Regions from separate parts of the Homo sapiens genome. Here regions 1 and 3 are each linked to region 2. The links are chromatin contacts, found by Hi-C or POLR2A ChIA-PET in ENCODE. All regions are on one chromosome and are shown on one strand. Each heading gives the region's core, a stretch centred on a gene start or an enhancer-like site at or near the end of the contact. The rest is flanking DNA. Distances are from core to core; before and after follow the strand shown.

Evidence for each region. Hi-C counts contacts between places; a loop is a spot of excess contacts on that map. ChIA-PET counts read pairs that join two places held with the same protein, here RNA polymerase II (POLR2A). Pooled maps may share reads with other maps.
Region 1: a loop to region 2 is called in a pooled map, with 4 times the contacts of the local background. The contact joins the enhancer-like site here to the promoter of RAD9B in region 2. A Hi-C loop is called at or near these places in 2 of 50 pooled maps. POLR2A ChIA-PET finds 5 or more read pairs at or near these places in 3 of 52 experiments (MCF 10A, WTC11 and activated B cell).
Region 3: a loop to region 2 is called in a pooled map, with 9 times the contacts of the local background. The contact joins the enhancer-like site here to the promoter of RAD9B in region 2. A Hi-C loop is called at or near these places in 2 of 37 single-sample maps with no recorded cell type and 9 of 50 pooled maps. POLR2A ChIA-PET finds 5 or more read pairs at or near these places in 3 of 52 experiments (OCI-LY7, activated CD4-positive, alpha-beta T cell and activated T-cell).

Annotation. Positions count from the first base shown.
Region 1 is chr12:110,223,115-110,226,947 of GRCh38, forward strand. No RefSeq gene overlaps it. Among named protein-coding and RNA genes, the nearest start is that of ATP2A2, 56 kb to the right of the region's middle. RefSeq lists an enhancer at 632-1,132. Within about 2 kb of position 1,602, at least 14 of the 41 ENCODE cell types and tissues checked have a DNase peak (open chromatin) inside an H3K27ac peak, as active enhancers do.
Region 2 is chr12:110,500,201-110,503,653 of GRCh38, forward strand. It overlaps RAD9B (RAD9 checkpoint clamp component B), which reads left to right and starts at 2,131. Exons shown (of 11, transcript NM_001286535.2): 1 at 2,131-2,183. The coding sequence starts at 2,138. VPS29 (VPS29 retromer complex component) reads right to left here and starts at 1,911. Exons shown (of 4, transcript NM_016226.5): 1 at 1,849-1,911. The coding sequence starts at 1,851. RefSeq lists an enhancer at 1,740-1,879.
Region 3 is chr12:110,774,504-110,778,231 of GRCh38, forward strand. No RefSeq gene overlaps it. Among named protein-coding and RNA genes, the nearest start is that of PPP1CC, 33 kb to the left of the region's middle. RefSeq lists an enhancer at 1,955-2,294. Within about 2 kb of position 2,113, at least 2 of the 41 ENCODE cell types and tissues checked have a DNase peak (open chromatin) inside an H3K27ac peak, as active enhancers do; they include OCI-LY7, where a contact is called at or near this core.

The sequences.
Region 1 (3,833 bases), core at 352-2,851, 280 kb before region 2:
TACCACGGCCAGCTAACTTTTTGTATTTTTAGTAGAGATGGGGTTTCACCATATTGGTCAGCTGGTCTTGAACTCCAGACCTCAGGTGATTCACCCGCCTCGGCCTCCCAAAGTGCTGAGATTACAGGCATAAGCCACCGCGCCCGGCCCCAAGTATGTTTCTTAACTTTTTAAGGTAACACAATACAGAGCACTTTTTATAATTTGAGTAAAATAAAAGACTAAATATATTGCTGAAACTAAAAATATACAAATTTGCAGAATTCTTCTGAGTTGAATATGAAAAATGGCAAACTGATAACTTGTCAAAGCTGTCTCTACAAAGGCAAAGTCAAAGTTTGCATTGAAAAATGACTTTGTAGCTGGGCACAGTGGCTCACGCTTGTAATCTCAGCACTTTGGGAGGCCAAGGCAGGCAGATCGCCTGAGGTCAAGAGTTCGTGACCAGCCTGACCAACAAGGAGAAATCCCATCTCTGCTAAAAATACAAAATTAGCCAGGCGTGGTGGTGTATGCCTGTAATCCCAGCTACTCGGGAGGCTGAGGCAGGAGAATCACTTGAACCTGGGAGGTGGAGGTTGCAGCGAGCCAGATTGCTCCATTGCACTCCAGCCTGGGCAACAAGAGCGAAACTCCATCTCAAAAAAAAAAAAGAAAAAAGAAAAAGAAAAATGACTTTGTATGCAGGTGTGTGTCTTATAGAAGCCTTGTCTTATGCAGGCATTCTACCCTATATTAGTGACTAATGAGTGTGAGTAAATGACTTGTTTCTACAAAGGATTCTAGGTGCTTACATCATTCATCTTGTCTGGCATGAAGGAGTCTTTAGCCCCAGGGAACGGGTAAGATAGCATCCTGATGATTAACTTTCTTTAAACTTGGTTTTATCAGTAACGTCATTGTTACTGATTGTTACTCACCTACAGGTGAGGAGTAGATTACATATGCAACAGATCTTTCTTTTTTAGACAATTCATGGCAGCCAGGAGAGAAATAAAGCTGTATCTTTATTAAATATGTAAATTATTCCTCCACTCATACTGGCTTAGCTCCTCTTCCTCTTCCTTTTAATGAGAGCAGTTTAAATTAGAGCTGCTTGGCGTATGGCAGCCAGGCCTGGGATGAGTGTTTTGTCTCGGGGGATGGAGAGGGATCATTAAAAGTTATCTATGTATTTTTTATCTTTGACCCTACTGTCTTAAGATAATCTTAAAAAGAGAAGTTGACTGTAAATATTGTTTAGCCCCACCCCATCCTTGCAAAAGAAATCAAAAAATAAAACACAGATCCCAAATAAGTATTTTTAAGAGACTTGGACAAACATATGCTTTCTGCTCCTATGCTCCCTCTTTTGGCAAACTGGAAGTACTTTCTTGGCAAACATCGATATTTTCACAATTTCCTTTCCAGAATTGCTGAGAGGCTTGAGTCACCAAACTTGGTTTACTGCTATGGAAATTCACTATTCCGAGCACAGGAAGAAATTAAAGATTTTTGTTTTTCGGTGAAAGTATGTGTTTACACCTCAGTTCAGAGTGTAACAGCAGGTTCCTGGCTTGGCTGCTTAATGCTGCATGCGATATCCTGGTAAACAGTCATAGAATTTTGGAGCTTGAAAGGAACCTCAGAATGATTCATATAATCATTTATTAGATCAGGAGCTTTGAGGGATCTCTTCCAACCTCTCTCCAGTGTGGAAATCAGTTCTGTAGCGCATGTAGCGAATCACTTTCCAGCCATAGTAGTGTACCCGCAATGCGGCTCACTCCTCATGAGGGAGCCTGTTTCATTGTTAGAGCACAACCTAATTAAGTTATTGGTTCTGAAACTGAAGCAGACTTACAAAGGACTTTTTATGAACTTCAGTTATGCAAAGCAAGATTTAACAAATTTTATTCCCTGAAGCTCTAATCACGACCATGATCATGAGTGATTCAAGCAAATAACCTGGTACTGAGCACTCCATTTGTACCAGGCACTGTCCTAAATGCTTTATATGTGTAGAACTAACATAACTCTCACAATAACCTTATGAGGCAGCTGCAATTATCCGCATTTTATAGATAAGGGAACTGAAGCACAGAGAGACTTTCACAATATTATACAACTAATGATTGTGGCAGAGCCAGGATCCAAAACCTGTGCTCTTAAGTACTTATATTGCAGTGTGACCCATGTATATACCTATTGTATATAAGCAAACAGATTGATGTCTGTTTATGAGTTATGGTATGAAATAATTTTTAGTGCTTATTATAAAATTATAGTACCTTTTTTTAAAAAATGTGTTTGCTTACTATACCTAAAGAATAAACTTTACTAAATGGTTAAAAGTAACCTCAACCAACCAGATGAGGGAATTATACTGAAAATAAATGTTCAGTAAATGAATGAAAGAAATGAGTAGTAGTTTTAAATACAGAGCAAACTGAAACTTTATAGGGTTATCATTTAAATCTATCTGTGTGTTAAAATCATGCATGTCTCCAATTGCTGGACATTTAGATCAACTCCAGTTTTTCACTTTATGAACAATGCTGGAATGAAACTTAAAGATTGAAATACAGCTGGGTGGCCAGGCACGGTGGCTCACGCTTGTAATCTCAGCACTTTGGGAGGCTGAGGTGGGCGGATCATGAGGTCAGAAGTTCCAGACCAGCCTGACCAACCCAGTGAAACCCCATCTCTACTAAAAACACAAAAATTAGCTGGGCGTGGTGGCAGGTGCCTATAATCCCAGCTACTTGGGAGGCTAAGGCAGGAGAATCTTGAACCCAGGAGGCCTCCGCCTGGGTTGCAGTGAGTCGAGGTCACACCACTGCACTCCAGCTTGGGCGACAGAGCTAGACTCCGTCTGGAGAAAAAAAAAAAAAGAAAGAAAGAAATACAGCTGGGTGTGGTGCTCATGCCTTATCCTAGCACTTCGGGAGGCTACGGCAAGAGAATCACTTGAGCCCAGGAATTTGAGGCCAGCCTGGCCAACATGGTGAAACCCTGTCTCTACTAAAAATACAAAAAATTAGCCGAGTGTGGTGGTGCACGCCTGTAGTCCCAGCTACTTGGGAGGCTGAGGCAGGAGAACCGCTTGAACCCTGGAGGCAGAGGTTGCAGTGAACCAAGATTGTGCCACTGCACTCCAGTCTGGGTGACAGAGCGAGATTCTGTCTCAAAAAATAAAAATTAAAAAAATTAAAAAAGATTAAAATACAATAAGGTAATTAAGCAAAACCACAAAATTTATCAAATTCGGTTAAATCCAGAATCTGTTGAACAGTTTTATAGATATTTCTTGTCTTTTTCTGTGAAAATACCAACAGGCAATTTCTTTCTTAACCAAAGAAATTAACAAGATAATACTTGATTAATAGGAGAATGAAATTAAAAGTCCACTCATTTATTTTGATGCGAATATTTGTTATCTTGTGTGCCTGACACTGTGCTAAGTGCTAAAATAGAAATTGAACATGACCTAGTTTTTGCTCTCAAAGACCTCACAGTTTAGAAGACTCAAATATTATGCAGCAAAATAAGTGCTGTGTGTACAAAGAACAGGGAGCTCAGAGGAAGCAGCAATTAGTACTGATGGGGGATTGTGGAAAGATTAACAGAGGAGATGGAACTTGAGCTGATTTGTAAGGATGAGTTAAGATGTTGATAGGCATGGGAAAAGTGAAGACATAAAGGCATTTAAGGATACAGCATGTGAAGGAAAGGACAAGAAGTCTAGTAGGGCTCGGTAAGTTACACAGGTGCATGGGAGATGGGGAAAGAATTCATATTATGTATCAAGCTCTTGAGTTCTGTAATGTGCTGGACACTCAGACTGAATGAAA
Region 2 (3,453 bases), core at 881-3,380:
AATTTGCTGCCCACAGACTCTGGACACTGTACTGAGTGTTGAACGTCTGTATCCTTTGCCAAATAAAATGCTTTTAATCATGAAAGAACTGGCTAATGCTAAATTTTTCCCAGTTCTATTTCATATGAAAAATGATGTTCCAGTACAACTACCCTAAATAAGAGGGATCACTTCTCAAACAACTTGAGAAACATTAATATTTTGAAACCATGGCAAGTAATTATGTCTTCTCCCATGGATAGGTGTCTCGAAATTACTGTAAACGGATTACTTTAAATTGGAGTCTGTTTAGAAGCAAAAATTAAAAGTGAGATTAAAGATTTTAAAGAAGCATGCACCATAAATCTCTGGCTGCCATGTCTGTAAGTCCCCCTCTTGAAAAGGCTGTTTGTCATGCAATAGTAATAATCTTAAAAATGCATAGCTTCTTTGGTTTCCTTGTAAAAATAAAAAAGAATGCAATAAATGCCTGTCAGAGGTAGACGTCCCTTTACAGCCAACCTCCATCAACACAAATATGAAGATAATCACAGCTCCATTTCAAACAATTGATTTTTTTTTTTTTTTTGAGCAGCAGCAAGATTTATTGTGAAGAGCGAAAGAACAAAGCTTACACAGGGTGGAAGGGGACCCGAGTGGGTTGCCCCAAACAATTGACTTTTTAAGAGTCAAAGGCACCTTTGAAAATATGATTACAGGCCGGGCGCGGTGGCTCACGCCTGTAACCCCAGCACTTTGGGAGGCCGAGGCGGGTGGATCATCTGAGGTCGGGAGGTAGAGACCAGCCTGACCAACATGGTGAAACCCCGTCTCTACTAAAAATACAAAAATTTAGACGGGCTTGGTGGCGGGCGCCTGTAATCCCAGCTACTCGGGAGGCTGAGGCAGGAGCTGAGGCTTGAACCCGGGCGGCATTGCAGTGAGCCGAGATCGCGGCATTGCACTCCAGCCTGGGCGACAGAGCGAGACTCCATCTCAAAAAGAAAGAAAGAAAATATGATTACAGCTCTGAGTCCTCTCTAGTAGAGGCCCCCAGTTTTTATGTAGGAAGGTCTGAGGGGCACCAAACTACTGGGGGTGAAGGGGTGATTGCTTGAAGGTGGCTGGGGGAGACTAGGTAAGTCTCCAACACCGGCACTCTCCCCAGAAAAATGTGTATATTCACAAAAATTTCCCAACAGTTTCAATGAGTTCACACATCATTAAGGAATCCTACCCTAAAGAGGCGTAGCAACCCGTGGAAAGAAACAGTTCCAGCAATTGCAAGCGCCAAATCCCGCCCTCTGAGAGCACACCTGCTCATCTCAATGGCAGCTAGATGTTATTTCAGGAGCGAGGAGGGTGGTTTATTCCCTTTCCCTAGATGGCAAAGTTAAACGGGTACGAAATTCTGCTCGCTACTTCCTGTTCTGCATTCGAGAGGCCAGCTTCCACCACTACACCCCAACCAGCGGGAGGTGCTTTTTGCGGGAAACGAGTAGGAACCGTCTGGAAACGGAGGACCGTGCCCCTATCCCCGGAACATTCGAGGTATAGGACCAAAGGCCTTCCCTGGCTCGGGCGTGCGTGTCTCGTGACAGGTCGGGCTGCTAGAGGGGCCTTTTTACCCCTTGGATGGCCTCTGGCCCCTTGGGGCCGGGATACGAGACCTAGGCCAGCCGCACCCAGAGGTGGCCGCTCCCTTCCTTCCCTAGACCTCTTCTGGGCCTTTCCCAGGCCAGCGCCTGGGCCCTGACGCCGAGGCCTCCGGGATTTCCCAATTCCTCGCCCTCGGCCTCCCCACGGCTCCCAACAACGCAGCACCCCACCCGAGAGCCAGGCCTTGGTCGCCGCAACTGCAGCCCTCACCATCCTGTCACCGGGCTCCGCTCAGTCACCACCACCGTCGCCGCCCTCTTCCTCAGGCTCCTCGGCGACCCGCCCACTTAACCGCAACCAATGAGAGCAGAGGGAGACAGAAATTGCCGTACGGAGGCCCGCACGGACCCTTCTCCGCCGTAAAGCCGTTTGGGAACTTGTGGAGGCGGGGTGGTAGAGTGCAGAGACGAGATCGCGAAGCTTTGAAAAGCGCGGGCAACATCCGGGCACCTGGGCCGTCGAGCTGAGGCGCGCCTTCCGAGCCTGCTTTTTAGGGCGGATGGCAGCCATGCTGAAGTGCGTGATGAGCGGCAGTCAGGTGAAAGGTGGAGCGGCCTTTGTTGTCTTCCCATTTAGCAGAGAGAAAAGCAGACGTTAATAGGTCGTCCCTACCATTGTCTAATTTTTCCTCTTTGCCTTTTTGCGCAATGACTGAGGACGCACGCCCTGGCCACAGCCCCACCCACTCAAGTCCCTGTTAACTTCTGAGGGGAGGATGAGGACCCATCTCGTGTGACTTAGAGGCAGATGTAATATGGGTGGTATCCGGGAAATAGAGTTGTACCATCGGGCCACAAACTCGGGATGCTGAGGACTGCATGGGGAAGAGTTGAGAGAAAAAAATAATGCTTGGACAGTAAAAGTATTTTTGTGCCAAGAGAACAGCATTAACCTGGTTTTTTTTTTCCCCAGATTCTACCATTTTTAAAAATGTATGAACTTGGAAAAGTCACTAAATCTCTTTGGGGCTCAGTTTCTAAAACGGAAACAGGGGTAATGACAGCACCTTCGTCACAGAGTTTGTTTGGAGGCAATGAAATGGAAATGCGTGTAAAGAGCCCAGTAATAGATGGAATGTACAAGAACTATTAGTGTTGTAAACGGCGCTTTCAAAATGGAAGTTAGGCCGGGTGCAGTGGCTCACGCCTGTAATCCTAGCACTTTGGGAGGCCAAGGCGGGTGGATCACCTTAGGTCGGGAGTTCGAGACCACCCTGACCAACATGATGAAACCCCGTCTCTACTAAACATACAAAAATTAGCCGGGCTTAGTGGTGGGCGCCTGTAATCCCAAGCTACTTGGAAGGCTGAGGCGAGAGGATCGATTGAGCCCGGGAGGTTGAGGCTGCAGTGAGTTGAGCTCGTGCCACTGCACTCCAGCCTGAGTGTCAGAGTGAGACTCTGTCTCAAAAAAAATAAAAAATAAAAAGAACATTAACAATGTCGTACGGGATCAGACTAGTGTGTTTTCCAGCCCTAAATGTGTTCTGTGGTGGGGAAATCTGGCTGCCCTCAAACATCAGAGATGTATGTTGGATACCCCTAATTTCTCTCTCATGACTTGTTGTGACTTGGCTATCAAGCTATTAAAACCACTTCAGATTATCTTCTCCATGCACTGTTTTCACAGTTTTTGGGGGGTCAAATACATTTATCTAAATCAAGTTGTAAAATACATTAGTATGGAAATTGGTTTGCACAGTAGCTCCATGCAACACTGTAAACATATAGAAGGACAAATTTCGGTCAATTTTATCATTTCACACACTACAAATTTATTGAGCCCTGACTATGTGTCTGGCATTTTGCCAAGGGT
Region 3 (3,728 bases), core at 863-3,362, 270 kb after region 2:
AATCCCAGCTACTCAGGAGGCTGAGGCAGGAGAATCACTTGAACCTGGGCAGCAGAGGTTGCAGTGAGCCAAGATCGAGCCACTGCACTCTAGCCTGGGCGATAGAGTGAGACTCTGTCTCAAAAAAAAAAAAAAAAAAAAGCCAGGTGTGGTGGTGCACACCTGTAATCCCAGCTACTCAGGAGGCTGAGGCAGGAGAATCACTTGAACCGGGGAGGTGGAGGTTGCGGTGAGCCGAGATCATGCGACTGCACTCCAGCCTGGGTGACAGACCAAGACCCAAAACTCCGTCTCAAAAAGAAAAAAAAAAAAAAAAAAAGGGCTGTGAATGAGATGGGCTTGTATTATCCCATTGGAACCTGGCTTTTCCAGGACTTTCTTCTGACTATACTCATCTCTGAGGCGGGTCCCTGTGAATGGTTTTCTTGTCCTGTCATCCACAGGGTTAATCCCTTGAGGGATGTGTTCAGATTGCTGCTTGGCTGCTTCCTGGCTGTGTGACCTTGGGCAAATGACTTCACTTCTCTGAGCTTCAGTTTCCTCCTCTGCAAAATGGAGGTAAGAATAGTGCTTAGCTCATGCAACTGTTGTGAAGGAATGGAAGAGATAAGCAATGGGAAGTGTTTAGCCTGCAACCTCATCTTAGAGCACCTGATACAATCGAACTATCATTACCATTCTCAGATAATTTTTTAAAATAGTGTCTCCTCAAGCAACTGTTTAGAACAGCGCTATCCATTAGAAATAGAATTCAAGGCCGGGCACGGTGGCTCACGCCTGTAATCCCAGCACTGTGGGAGGCCAAGGCGGATGGATCCCTTGAGGCCGGGAGTTCGAGACCAGCCTGGCTAACATGGTGAAACCCCCTCTCAACTAAAAATACAAAAATTAGCCAGGTGTGATGGTGGGCGCCTGTAGTCCCAGCTACTTGGGAGGTTGAGGCGGGAGAATCGCTTGAATCTGGGAGGCAGAGGTTGCAGGGAGCCAAGATCTCGCCACTGCACTCCAGCCTGGGCAACAGAGTGTGTTTAAAAAAAAAAAAAAAGAATTCAAACCACATATGGACTTTTAATTTTTCCAGTAGCCTCATTAAAAAAGCTGAAGTTAATTTAAATGATATATTTAATTTAACCTGATATATTTTAAAAATGACCATTTTAACACGTAATCAATATAAAGAAAGCATTCTGGTCGGGCACAGTGGCTCATGCCTGTAATCCTGGCACTTTGGGAGGCCGAGTCGGGTGGATCACCTGAGGTCAGGAGTTCAAGACCAGCCTGGCCAACATGGTGAAACCCCGTCTCTACTAAAAATACAAAAATTAGCCGGGCACGGTGGTAGGCACCTGTAATCCCAACTACTTGAGAGGCTGAGGCAGTAGAATAGCTTGAATCTGGGAGGTGGAGGTTATAGTGAGCCAAGATCATGCCATTGTACTCCAGCCTGGGTGACAAGACAGTCCATCTCAAAAAAAAAAAGAGAGAGAGAAAAAAAAGAAAGTATTTCAAGGCTAGGTGCAGTGGCTCATGCCTGTAATCCTAGCACTTTGGGAGGCCAAAGTGAGAGGATTGCTTGAAGCCAGGAATTTGAGACCAGTCTGGGCAACATAGTGAAACCCTGTTTCGAAAGAAAGAAAAGAAAGAAAGAAAGAAAGAAAGGAAGGAAGGAAGTAAAGAAAATTAGCTAGAAGTGATTACACATACACAAGTCCCAGCTACTTGTGAGGCCATTACAGCTTGGGTGACAGAGTGAAACCCTGACTCATAGAAATAAGAAAAAAAAGAAAGAAGGAAGGAAAGAAAATGAATGAAAGAAAGAAAGAAAGAAAAGAAATTAATTTAGCACCATAGGAAAGGTTTTTTTTAAAAAAGCATGAGCTATGTTATCCTCTTTTTTTTTTTTTGTATAAGGCTACAAAATCTGGTATTTTGCACTTATATCCCATCTCAGTTCGGACAAGCCACATTTCAAGGGCCCAAAACCCCATTTGGTGAGTGGCAGCCATATTGGATAGAGACAGCCCACCTTCTCTGGTTTTGTCTCTGCAGATAGCCAAGGAAACCTAATTATGCATCCAACTCTCTGGCCCATTGGCTGAGTCACCTGCCGGGAAGCTTTCAGAATATTTATAGGTAACTGATCTACAGAAAACAGAAAGTGATACCATCTCCAGCCCCCACAACCTTTCTTCAGTCTCAAGTTTGCCGTCTCAGCTACTGTTTTCTAGAGGCCCAGTGGGAAGAGTATGCAAAGTGGCAGTAAAGTACATATGTAAACGTGTAGGCAAAAGGCTGAGAGGATTCTTACCAAACTACTCACAGTGGAAAATAAGAGTAATGTCCAAGCAGAGTTTAGTTTTGTCAGTCATGCCCTAATTTTGTTTTTGTTTTTTAGAATGTATTCATTCACATATTACTTGTGTAAGTGAAAGTCAATTGATATATATATAGAGATAATAGTAAAGAAAAGTAACCATGATTTGCGGTAAATCCCCAAGAAGTTTAATGGAAAGCAGTGAGTGCAGAGATTACAAGGTGGACTCTGGGGCCGGCTGCCTGCCTTTGCATCCTAGCCCTGCTGTCTACTAGCTGTGTGACCTTGGGCAAGGTTCTCTTGCTTTCTGGGCCTCAGTTTCCTCATCTATAAACTAAGGATAATGATGGGACCTATGTTACAAGGTTGTCACAATGATTTGATGAGCAGGTGTAAGGTGTTAAGATGGGATCTGGAACACAGAGTCTCAGCTGTAATAACTAAAATAATTAGTATTATCACTGTTTTTGGTGGAAGAGTAAGTAGCAAGAAACTCTCTTGGTGAAAATACAAGAGCTGCGGTGGCTCACGTCTGTAATCCCAGCACTTTGGGAGGTCGAGGCGGGCAGATCACTTGAGGTCAAGAGTTTGAGACCAGCCTGGCCAACATGATGAAACCCTATCTCTACTAAATATAGAAAAAATTTGCCAGGCGCGGTGGCGCACCCCTCTAGTCGTAGCTACTCAGGAGGCTGAGGCAGGAGAATCGCTTGAACCTGGGAGGCGGAGGTTGCAGTGAGCTGAGATCACGCCACTGCATTCTAGCCTGGGCGACAGAGCGAGACTCCATCTCAAGAAGAAAAAAAAAGGAAATAATATGCTGGAGTGAGAGCTGCAAGACCAGCTGCTAAGCCTGGATCTGCCATTACCTAATTTGTGTAAACTTGGGCCTCAGTTTTGTACTAATTCTAACAACAACATACATTTTCTAGTCCTTACTATCATTTCGGAACTCTACATGTCTCGTTTCATCAGATCTTCACAACACCCCTCTGAGAGAGAGATACTGTTGTTGTTGTTGTTATTATTACTATCTTGAGACGGAGTCTCGTTCTGTCGCCCAGGCTGGAGTGCAATGGCACGATCTCGGCTCACTACAACCTCTGCCTCCCGGCTTCAAGTGATTCTCCTGCCTCAGACTGCCGAGTAGCTGGGATTACAGGTGCCCGCCACCACACCCAGCTAATTTTTGTATTTTTAGTAGAGACGGGGTTTCACCATGTTGGTCATGCTGGTCTCGAACTCCTGACCTCAGGTGATCCCCTGCTTCAGCCTCCCAAAGTGCTAGGATTACAGGTGTGAGCCACCACGCCTGGTCGAGATACTGTTATTATTACCATTCTATAGATAAGGAAACCGAGGCTCAGAGAGCTGACACGGCTTGCCCAAGTCGGCAGCTTCTAAGTCCCAGGAA